3 separate regions of the Homo sapiens genome follow, and all the other regions are linked to region 3. Evidence: chromatin contacts called from ENCODE Hi-C data. All regions are on one chromosome and are shown on one strand. Each heading gives the region's core, a stretch centred on a gene start or an enhancer-like site at or near the end of the contact. The rest is flanking DNA. Distances are from core to core; before and after follow the strand shown. Region 1 holds the start of RAB3D (RAB3D, member RAS oncogene family). Region 2 holds the start of TNPO2 (transportin 2). Region 3 holds the start of ZNF20 (zinc finger protein 20).

Region 1 (3,854 bases), core at 1,109-3,608, 800 kb before region 3:
CCCACACTGCTGTTGCCTATCAGTAGCAGTTTGAACATATAGTCGAAGTTCTGATCTGCTGCATCCCGTGGGCCTGCCTGGGTGTCTCCAGCTGATGCCATCTTGGCACAAGCCTCCTGGGACAGGGAGACCTGAAATCCTCAGGGAGAGGAGACGGGCGTCCTGCAGGGGAATCAAACATCAAGAACAGCTCCTGTGAATGCACCAGGCCTGGATTCAAATCTCAGCTCGGTCACTCGGAGACCAAGTGATGCTGGATGCATCGCTTGCCCCCTCTAGACCTCAGTGTCCTCTTCTAAAAAATGGGATGTTTGTCACAGTCCCTTCCTGAAAGAGTAGTTGGTTGTGAGCCTAAAATGAGTTTCTTTCTTTCTTTTTTTTTTTTTTTAGAGACAAGATCTCGCTCTGTTGCCTGAGGCTGGAGCGCAGTGGCGTGATCATAGCTCACTGCAGTCTTGACCTCCTGGGCTCGAGTGATCCTCCTGCCTCAGCCTCCCAAGTAGCTGGGACTACAGACATGCCACCACATCAGGCTAATTTAAAAAAAATTTTTTTGTAGAGATGGGGTCTCATTATGTTGCCCATGCTGGTTTCAAACTCCTCTGCTCAAGCAATCCTCCTGCCTCAGCCTTCCAATGTGCTAGGATTACAGGCATGAGCCACCACGCCCGACCTAAAATGTGTTTCTTTATTCATTCAACAAATGCTTACTCTCTGCCGGGCCCTGTTCTCTGTGGAAATGCAGCTGTGAATAGGACAAGAAAAAGTCCATCCTCGGGTGGTCACGTTCCTTCCAGTGGGAAGGTATTAACACACGTAACGGTCATTAGACAGTGCCTGGTATAGAGCTGGGGCACAAAAAATGTGACTGCTGTTTAATCTTCACACCCTGTGGCGTAACTGAGTCTGTATTGGGGTGGAGGGTGGGGAGACCTTTCCTATCTGGAAACCCAGAGGCCTAGCAAAGGGTTCAAGTGCAAGGCCGAGGGTAAGGGGCTCTGGCCCCTGCAGAACTAGATTCTGGAGAAGGCACAGGTGTGGACTTCGCCCCAGCGTGTGCAGCCGGTGTGGCCCAGGTGTAAGCTGGGGTGGGGTGGGGGGAGGACCTGCCAGCTGGATAAGCTGGATAGAGCCCCTGATTAAGGCTTGGGTGTTGACTTTGGCAGGTGTCAGCCACTGGGGCGCCTGCCGCCCACCAACTCATGCCAAATACAACCCCTTCTCTGAGTTCCAAGGGGAAGGGGTTTTCTATGTACAGGGCCCAGGTTTAGAGTCCAGTTCTACCCCCTAAATGGGTACTGCTATTTTCTATTTGTCAAAGGGGCCAGGCCTGTCTCCTTCTGCCCAAGGCTGACTCACTCCAGCCCCAGTCCACGGAGGCAGGAGTGAGAGTCCTTATACCCAAGGAAACGATCCCAGCCACTTAATTAACACAACCCCACCACCACGACCACTGCCGCCCACCCTTGGTCTTTCCAGGCAATCTGTCCCACGGCTAGGCTCCTTGAATCTGCCCACACTCCAACATGCTGCTTCATCCGAGTCCAAGGTGCTCCCTCAACCCTCATAACCTCTCCCAGGCCTCAGTTTCCCCAGCTGTCTATGGCCGCTGCGGGAACCGCACGGAGAGGCTGCAGAAGGCCTGGATGCAGGCGGGGCAGAGGCAGAGACAGCCCTGGCACAGCTATTTCTCAACTGCCTTTGGGGCTTTTTTCCATTTTAAACCAGGACCCAACCGGCCCCACCCCGTGTTCCAGGAGAACGAGTTTAAGGAGGGGAAGAGAAGAGGCAGGAAACCTTTCCCCACGCAGGGCAGGGCCGCAAGGCTGGGGCCCCCACCTCCCCCAGCCTTAGCTCACCTGTGTCAGTCGGTCCCGCCTCTTTCTAACCATCTGCCGACCCTCCCTCAAGCCTGGCCCCGGAGGGCTCGCCTCTGTTCCCCTTCACTAGATTTGGGGCGCCCCAGCCAATGCAGGTGGACTCAGGAGTTTCCCCCATCACCATATGGTCCCAACGCCTGTCCCCAGCTGGGCTCTCTGCCCCGCCCGCGCCCCATCAGCGCTTCCCAAGTGCCCAGCTGGGTGGGGGCGAGGGCAGAGGCGTTCCCCGCAGCCCCGCCTTTGTTCCCCAGACCCCCTACCTTCCTCCCAAACCCCCGTACCCCACAGACCTGCTCGGATGCGGAGGGGCCGGGTGGGCTGCGCTCCTTCCCAGGGGTGACCTCGCGTAGGGGGCGCCGCCTGCAGGGGTTCCGCCTGTGAACTCGCTGCGGCTTGGCCCTGGCCGCGACCCCGACCCCGCAGCCGCAGAAGCCAGCAGCCTGCAGCCACCCGGATCCCGCGCGGGCTCCGCCCAGAAGGCGGAGGAAGGGCCGTTCCCGGAGCGGGGGATGGGGGAGGACGAAGAGGGGCCGAGTCTTGGGCGGGGCTTTCAGAGAGCGGGTGGGAGGGGCTGGAAGCTGCACCAAGCGTCTAGAGCCCGTCCTAGCCAAGCAACATCTCATTTTCCCAGCTGCTTGTAAAGAGCTTCTACTATACGCACGGCTGTTAAAAGCATAGAGTCTTGGGCCTGGTTCGAGTCCCAGCTCCACCACTTTCTAGTCTTGTGGCTTTGGACGCGTTACTTAACCTCTTTGAGCCTCAGTTTCCCCATCCGTCAAGTAGCTCATAGCGAGAGTACCCAACCTCACAGAGTTGTGGGAGGATTCTGATCTGAGTTAGTGTTTGTCAAGTGCAGTGCCGGCCTTAAAGTAGGCTAGGCCAGGCGCGGTGGCCTGTAATTACAGCAGTTTGGGAGGCCGAGGCAGGAGAATCACTTGAGGCCAGGAGTTTGAGACCAGCTTGGGCATCGTAAGGAGACCTCATCTCTACTAAAAATAACAAAAATTAGCCAGGTGTGGTGGCGTGCGTCTGTAACCCCAGCTACTTGGGAGGCTGAGGCAGGAGGATTGCTGGAGACATCGAGGCTGCAGTGAGCCTTGATTGCACCACAGCACTCCAGCCTGGGCAACAGAGCAAGACCCTGTTTCAAATAAATAAAAATAAACGAGAGCTGGGCGCGGTGGCTTATGCCTGTAATCCCAGTACTTTGGGAGGCCAAGGCAGGCGGATCACTTGAGGTCAGGAATTTAAGACCAGCCTGGCCAACATGGTGAAACCTCATCTCTACTAAAAAAAAAAAAAAAAAAATACAAATATTAGGGGCTGGGCACGGTGGCTCACACCTGTAATCTCAGCACTTTGGGAGGCCGAGGTGGGCAGATCACCTGAGGTCGGGAGTTCGAGACTAGCCTGGCCAACGTGAAGAAACCCTGTCTCTACTAAAAAATACAAAATTAGCCAGGCGTGGTGACGCATGCCTGTAATCCCAGTTACTCTGGAAGCTGAGGCAGGAGAATTGCTTGAACCCGGAAGGCGGAGGTTGCAGTGAGCCGAGATCACGCCACTGCACTCCAGCCTGGGCAAAAAGAGCGAAACTCTGTCTCAAATAAATAAATAAATATACAAAAATTAGCCGAGCATGGTGGTGCACACCTGTAATCCCAACTACTTGGGAGGCTGAGGCAGGAGAATCGCTTGAACCCAGGAGGTGGAGGTTGCAGTGAGCCGAGATCGCGCCACTGCACTCCAGCCTAGACGATGGAGTGAGACTCTGTCTCAAAAAAAAAAAAAAAAAAATTAAAAAATAAATGAGGCTGGGCACAGTGTCTGATGCCTGTAATCCCAGCCCTTTGGGAGGCTGAGGCAGGAGGATTCCTTGAGCTCAGGAGTTCAAGGCCAGCCTAGGCAACATAGAGATCCCAACTCTACAAAAAATTTTTTTGAAAATTAGCTGGCCACAAAAAAAAAAAAAAA
Region 2 (3,549 bases), core at 188-2,687, 580 kb after region 3:
GGCGGCAACTCGCGCTGCGGCTTCTCCAGAGACTCGCGCGGAAGGAGGGAGCCAAAGAGAGAGAATTAAAAAAAAAAAAAAAAAAAAAAAAGAAAGAAAGAAAAAAAAAAAAGAAAAACGCGGCCGTAGGTGAGCCGCCGCGGCTCCCGTACTCCGTTCAAACTGGTCCCGCCGAGCCAATCGGAAGGTTCAACCTTCACACGTGCCCTGGCACTTGGGAAACCCGGGCTGAGACAAGGTCCGGTCACGTGACCAAAGAGTTGCCGTTTCTTTGGCCTCTCTAGCCAGCCGGTCCTCCCAGTGTCTCGTTTTCCCAGCATCTTTCACTGACCTGACCGCAAGCTCTTTAGCTGGAGCCAGGAGTTTGGTAGCGCGTGGGGACTTTGTGTGTGATGGATCCAGGAACCCCTCGGCCAGAGCCAGCACCCTCCTTGTCACCTTCCTCCACTAAAAATTGAAATGTGCCTCCCTTCCCCCATCCAGAGGTACTTGGGAGGAGTACGCTGTGTGTGCGCAAGGAAAGAGCTGAGCGTGCTCTTTATACCCCAGAGACAAAGGAAAGAAAGCAGGACAAAGTAAGTGCCTGAGACAAGCCGGGTTCCTACAGAAGCCTCTGCCACTTTTTGCATTATTTTCCAGTACTGTTTGATAGTTTTTACAAGGAGATGAAAAAGCCACAAGGATATAAATTTTTGAATAAAACGAAATGAACTAATAAAATAAACTTTGAACCACGCCTAATCCCTTTCCCTACCTGAAGTTGAATGAGGTGGAACAGCGCAGGAAATTCTGGCAAGGGCAGGGTCATGAAGAAAGAAATCTTCTTGATCCTTGCGACGTCTGAAGACAGTAGGGCACCGTTTTTCCTTCTCTTGAGAGAGGAGCAGATGGTAAAAAGCTGGAGACCCTGTAGCGTCTTGGTTTCCCCTCCCTGCCCTGCCGATAACAAAGTGGGAGACCTCCTGCCACTTGAAGCCTCAGTTTCCCCACTTGTCAAATGGGTATAAGAGCAGTTCGCGCGATTAGAGATCATCCAAGTTAAGCATGACCTGGCCAGCTCTGAATTGTTCCTTAAAAACGTGGCTTTACCCTCCAAGGCTCAAGGCTGTTCTTTTACTGTATTCAGCCCCTCCCTAAGCCGATATTTAATGAATTCACCAGCTCTAATCCCAAAGAACAACCCACCCTGCCCTGAGGAACTTTTTGACCCTCGAGAGAGGCAGAGGTCAATTTTTGCCCCTGCCTGAAGGAGGGGAACAGCTATCTCAACCCACTTGCCGTAGGCAAAGTCAGTCCCGGCTCCGTTCATTCATGAAAATCAAGTCCCGGGCCTCCAAGGTTAGGGAAGTGTCGGCAGGCGCCTAACTCCACTCGGAGAATCGCGGAAGACACCCTAAAGGAGCAGTTGGGATTCCGAGGTAGCCAGTTCCGCTGGACTGAAACCTGGGCTGAGAAACACGTGCAGAAAGCCGCCACCAAGGCATGCGTAAAGGCCTCCCTCTCCCCCACCCTCCGATAAGCCCTGGAACTACAAATCCCGTCCTGCCATGCGCCAGGGTCGCCGCGCTTTGGGGTTTTGGCTGAGACTCAAATTGGCAGGAGGGTCTCTAGACCAACCGAGGTGCATGGGGAGCAGAAGAGTGAGACTGGGGAGCTGGGGCTGGATTTGGGGGTTCCTGGAGCGAGTGTGAACGATAAGAGCTTTCTGGTCAAATTTGGGGGCTGCCCCAGATAAAGATCAGATGGGGAGCGAGTTTGGGATGCAGGAGACAATTTGTTAAGGTTCACCCCCTTCATATAATATGGCAAATTTTCAGCGGCCCTCCGCAAGCCTTGGGGCAGAACAAAGTAGCCCCTGCTGCATGTGTGGTCCACATTGTTGGCCCTTGTGTGGTCACGGAATTTTTTCTTCCTCTCCAGCTGGTGAATTTGAGTGTTGAATCAGGACAAGGTTTTGGGTTTTTGTTGTTTTGTTGTTTTTGTTTTTCTATTTCTTTGTTTTGTTTTGTTTTGTTTTTGAGACGGAGTCTCGCTCTGTTACAAGGCTGAAGTGCAGTGGCGCGATCTCAGCTCATTGTAACCTCCGCCTCCCGGGTTCAAGCGATTCTCCTGCCTCAGCCTCCCGAGTAGCTGGGATTACAGGCATGCGCCACCACGCCCGGCTAATTTTTTTTAATAGAGATGGGGTTTCACAATGTTGACCAGGATGGTCTTGATTTCTTGACCTCATGATCTGCCTGCCTTGGCCTCCCAAAGTGTTGGGATTACAGGCGTGAGCCACCGCGCCTGGCTTTTTTTGTTTTTTTGTTTTTTGAGATGGTGTCTTGCTCTCATTGTCCCGGCTGAAGTGCAATGGCTCAATCTCGGCTCACTGCAACCTCCGCCCCCGGATTCAAGCGATTCTCCTGCCTCAGCCTTCCGAGTAGCTGGAATTACAGGCGCCTGCCACCACGCCAGGCTAATTTTTTGCATTTTTAATAGAGATGGGGTTTTGCCATGTTGGCCAGGCTGGTCTTGAACTCCTGACCTCAGGTGATCCACCTGCCTCGACCTCCCAAAGTGCTGGGATTACTGTGCCCGGCCCAGTTTTCCTATTTCTTTCTTTCTTTCTTTTTTTTTTTTTTTTTTTTTTTTTTTTTTTTTTTTTGAGACACTGTCTTGCCCTGTCGCCCAGGCTGGAGTGCAATGGTGGGATCTCAGCTCATTGCAACCTCCGCCTCCGGGATTCAAGCTATTCTGCCTCAGCCTCCCGAGTACCTGGGACTACAGGCACCCGCCACCACACCCAGCTAATTTTTGTATTTTTAGTAGAAACAGGGTTTCACCATATTGGCGAGGCTGATCTTGAACTCCTGACCTTGTGATCTGCCCGCCTTGGCCTCCCAAAAAGTGCTGGGATTACAGGTGTGAGCCACCGTGCCTGGCCTTTTTTCCTTTTTTTTTTTTTTTTTTATTTTGAGGTGGAGTTTTGCTCTTGTTGCCCAGGCTGGAGTGCAATGGTGCAATTTCGGCTCACCACAACCTCTGCCTCCCGGGTTCAAGTGATTCTCCTGCCTCAGCCTCGCGAGTAGCTGGGATTACAGGCATGTGCTACCACGCCCTGCTAATTTTGTATTTTTAGTAGAGACCGGGTTTCTCCATGTTGGTCAGGCTGGTCTCGAATTCCCGACCTCAGGTGATCCACCTGCCTTGGCCTCCCCAAGTGCTGGTATTACAGGCATGAGCCACCATGCCTGGCCTTTTTTCCTATTTCTTAAGCACCTACTGCATGTCAAGTGGTTTCCAAATGTTATCTCATTAATACCGGATGTGGTGGCTCATGCCTGTAATCTCAGCACTTTGGGAGGCCGAGGGCAGATCACGAGGTCAGGAGATTGAGACCATCTTCTGGCTAACACAGTGAAACCCTGTCTCTACTAAAAATACAAAAAAATTAGCCAGGAGTGGTGGCCTGCGCTTATAATCCCAGCTACTCAGGAGGCTGAGGCAGGAGAATCGCTTGAACACGGGAGGCGGAGGTTGCAGTGAGCCAAGATCACACCACTTCAC
Region 3 (3,979 bases), core at 679-3,178:
GGTTACAAAGAGAGACTTTCTCTCAAAAAAAAAAAAAAAAAAGGAAACAACCCAAAGACATTCTGAGATGGTGTCTGTGCCTTACGAAGATAAGAGGAGAGGAACAGAGGTTTTTCACTGGAGTATCAAGTGGTTATTCTCTATTCTATGTGAAATGTTCAGAAACAGAACACAAATATTTTAAAAAAAGTTATCCATGACCTTGTGAAAAGATGATAAACCACTAAAATACTGCATCTATGTGAAAGAAAGGATGAAGAAATATACTCTACAATAAAGAAAGTTGATACAGGAGGCTGAGGCAGGAGAATCACTTGAACCCGGGAGGCAGAGGTTGCAATGAGCCAAGATCATGCCATTGCATTCCAGCCTGGGCAACAAGAGCGAAACTCCGTCTCAAAAAAAAAAGAAAGTTGATAATACTGTGAGTTGGAGAAGGGGAGTTAATGTTTGGAGATGCGGAAAAGTAATTGAAAATTTAAGATGTTACTGCAAACTGCTGAAGAGTTAGGGCGGGGTAGCAGGGTGGAGGATTTGAGACCCATACATTAGGAAAATGCAGGAGGAAGCCAGTCCCTATAGACAGTGTGAAAAAATTTAAAGCAGCAGCAATTAGACTGAAGTGTGTTTAGTGCTATAAGAAACTACCTAAGGACACCAAAATCAAACTCAAATTGAGGCAGGAAAATAGGGTCTGGACGCAGGGAACATAAGGCCTATTCAAACTTCAGCTATGAAAGGAAATACCTACTCCATAGGGCGTAAGCCAAGTAAATGATTTTATAACCTTACTTCATCCTCTCCTTTTACATAGAGTATACCCCAAGTAACCAATGGAATCCTCCAGGGGGTATTTAAACTCCCAAAAATTCTGTAACGGGGCCTTTGAGCCCCTGTGCTCAGCCCCGCTTGCACACTGTGGAGTGTTAAATCCCTTCATTCCTTCCTTGCTTTGTGCGTTTTGTCCAATTCTTTGTTCAAGACGCCAAGAACCTGGACCCCCTCCACCGTTAACAAAATGCAATTCTTCTTAAAACTTTCTGGTACCAAAACCACAAATCATGACTGGGCGTTTCTCACTCATGAATCGCTGTTTGCTCAAACTCTTTAAATTTTTTTTTTTTTTTGAGATGGAATCTCGCTCTGTCCCCTAGGTTGGAGTGCAGTGGCGTGATCTCGGCTCACTGCAACCTTCGTCTCCTGGGGTCATGCGATTCTCCTGCTTCAGCCTCCTGAGTAGCGGGGACTACAGGCGCATGCCACCATGCCCGGCTAATTTTTTGTATTTTTAGTAGAGACGGGGTTTCACTGTGTTAGCCTGGATGGTCTCGATCTCCTGACTTCGTGATCCGCAAGCCTCGGCCTCCCAAAGTGCTGGGATTACAAGCATGGTCCACCGCGCCCGGCCCAAACTCTTTAACAGAAAAAAAAATCCGCAGGATTCCCCCATGACCCTCCCGTGGTCCCCGCAAAATCTGAAGAGACGCGGGGCTGCAGGCGCGGAGCTGCCCAGAGAGGGCTCCAGGGTCGGGGCCCACAGTCGCCCGCGCAGGAACAGAACAGGAGGACGCCCGGGGTCCCGGCTGCCGGCCCAGCCGCACCCTGCGGCCGAGGGGACGCAGGGACGAGCTGAGACAGAGGGATTCGGGTCCCAGATCCAGGAGGCGCGGCGAGGAGGCCCAGATCCCACCACAGCCGCTTCCGGCCGGTTCCACCCAGCCCCTCCCCCGTCTGGGGACTCCGGCCCCATACACTCACCATTTCCCGGCTTCTGGGTGTCCCGGTGTCCTCTCTAGGGCTCCCGTGAATAGTGCGGGTCACGGTGCAGGCGGCAGAGCGACAGAAGTTGTGGCAGAGGGACCCGGGGCCTCTCGGAGTAGGAAATCTGGTATCCCGACAACAACCTGCATAGCAACAAAAGTAGAAGCTGGAATGGGCCTCCTCCTTCCGGACGGACCGTTGGCCGGGCTCCGCCCCGGCGCTTCTGATTGGACAAGGTACAAGGCCCCGCCCCCTCAGAACTGAGTGACGGCAGAAGCCCTGGGTAACGAGCCCTGCAAAGCCGGACTGATCGGTTCTAGCCACAGCTTCTCTCTAAGGGACAACTCCTTCCCTGAGCCCTGGTCATTGGATATTTTCTTTTCAGCCAAATTTGCTCCTGATTTTTACACAGGGCACTATCTTCTTCCTCATTCAATGGGCTGTCAGTGCTTCTTCGTCCTGCACAGGGTTGTAAGTGTGTGCAGGGAATTCCAGACTGAGTGTCCAATGGAGCGATGTGCTGACCTCAGAGCAGGAAGGGGAGCCCAGATCAGGCCAGGCACGACTGCACCAAGAAGGAGAGGCAGTTGTCCTTCAGGGGCCCGGAATTAGGGATGAGACATGGCCAAGGCTTTCACACATCTCACCCCACCTCACAGTGTGGAAACTCTCCCTCCTTCCAGACCTTCATCTTCATCGGCAGAAAACTCTCACTTGGTGATTTTAAGCTTCTGACCTAAATAAACTGTCAACTGCATAAGCCCCTTCTCCAGGAGAGGTCCCAAACAGTTATTTCCCTGAACTTGATCTTTACGGATTTTCTTCAGATATGCAAATTACAGTCTGACCCCAGGGACTCTATGCATGTCAAACCCAAAACACTGCTCCCGAAAACCGCCCCAGATTCCAGATGTACAGCCGCAGAAAGGACAGAACTCCTGAAGTGCACCTGCACGTGGGTCTCCTGCTTTCCAGGGCGCTGCAGCATGTCAGAACCCACACTCTTTCTGGATCTGCTCTGAGCAGCTGCAAGCCACCTGCAGGGGAGGGCGGCTGCCCAGGAAGCACCCAGAACTCCACTTCACTCCTTGGCAGGATCCATACTAGCCTCAGCGTCCCGTCCCTGGCGTCGGTCTCTGCTGCCCCCTGCAGGTTATTCACCTGCTTCTCACATCATTCATCAGTTTCCATGAGACAAACATCCTCAATCCCACTGCGAGAATAACACACGAGCAAAGCTCTCCTCCAGTGTGTATGTATAAAGTCGAGGAGGAAGTGTCCAAGATTATTTAACTGCATGAAAGTGAGGCAGTAGTGGCTGGGCGCTGTGGCTCAAGCCTGTAATCCCAGCACTTTGGGAGGGCGAGGTGGCTGGATCACCTGAGATCAGGAGTTGGAGACCAGCGTGACCAACATGGTGAAATCCCGTCTCTACTAAAAATACAAAAATTAGCCGGGTGTGGTAGAGCCCACCTGTAATCCCAGCTACTCGGGAGACTGAGGCAGAAGAATCGTTTGTATCAAAGAGGCTGAGGTTGCAGAGAGCCGAGATTGCACCACTGCACTACAGCCTGGGCAATAGAGCGAGACTCTGTCTCAAAACAAAACAAAAAAACACACAAATGTTTAGTCATGTTACTTATTTCTGGTTTCCAGCCTGACTTTATAACATTCCTGACTCTGGGACTCTCCAGCTCTCCAGAATTATGCTTTGAAGAAAAAACAAGATAGAGCACAGGGCCCACATGTCTCTTATAAACTGTGAACCAAAATATTACATAGCAGCCATCTGTCAGAACTGCTTCCAGGCTATTGTCCTCAGTCACAATCCTAAATCAAACTCACTTTCTTTAACAAATTTAATTTTTTTTCTTCAGTCCACATGAGTAATCTAAAAGAAACACATAGACAGAAGAATCTCTTTATTATCATCTTTCTACCAAGTCAACATCAAGCATTAAAAAAATGTAAAACAAAGTGAAAACCATCCTTCTCTGATTCATCGTAGACCCAGAATCTGCCAGTCACCAACACCTATCTTCATTTTCTCTATTACGGCCAACTTTTATCTAAGAGATATCATAGGGGCATATTTAATAGAGTTTGTCATTTTGTGTTTTATGAATTTTAGAGGTTTTTTTGTTTTGTTTTGTTTTGAACTTTTATTTGCATTTTCTTTTGGCTGAATTTGTTTGTCTCTTAAGTTTATGTTTCTTCT

Evidence for each region. A loop is a pair of places that touch in the nucleus more often than their neighbours do. Pooled maps may share reads with other maps.
Region 1: a pooled map shows a loop between it and region 3 (4-fold over the local background). The contact joins the promoter of RAB3D here to the promoter of ZNF20 in region 3. A Hi-C loop is called at or near these places in 4 of 50 pooled maps.
Region 2: a loop to region 3 is called in a pooled map, with 4 times the contacts of the local background. The contact joins the promoter of TNPO2 here to the promoter of ZNF20 in region 3. A Hi-C loop is called at or near these places in 4 of 50 pooled maps.

What each region holds. Positions count from the first base shown.
Region 1 is chr19:11,337,299-11,341,152 of GRCh38, forward strand. It overlaps RAB3D (RAB3D, member RAS oncogene family), which reads right to left and starts at 2,359. Exons shown (of 5, transcript NM_004283.4): 1 at 2,171-2,359; 2 at 1-162. The coding sequence starts at 101. RefSeq lists a silencer at 2,142-2,401.
Region 2 is chr19:12,722,495-12,726,043 of GRCh38, forward strand. It overlaps TNPO2 (transportin 2), which reads right to left and starts at 1,438. Exons shown (of 26, transcript NM_001382241.1): 1 at 1,275-1,438; 2 at 755-871. RefSeq lists enhancers at 1-589, 388-537, 590-1,208, 1,209-1,825.
Region 3 is chr19:12,138,422-12,142,400 of GRCh38, forward strand. ZNF20 (zinc finger protein 20) reads right to left here and starts at 1,929. Exons shown (of 4, transcript NM_021143.4): 1 at 1,759-1,929. The coding sequence starts at 1,761. It overlaps ZNF625-ZNF20 (ZNF625-ZNF20 readthrough (NMD candidate)), which reads right to left. Exons shown (of 8, transcript NR_037802.1): 5 at 1,759-1,904. It also overlaps the pseudogene RPL17P47. RefSeq lists a silencer at 1,506-1,715.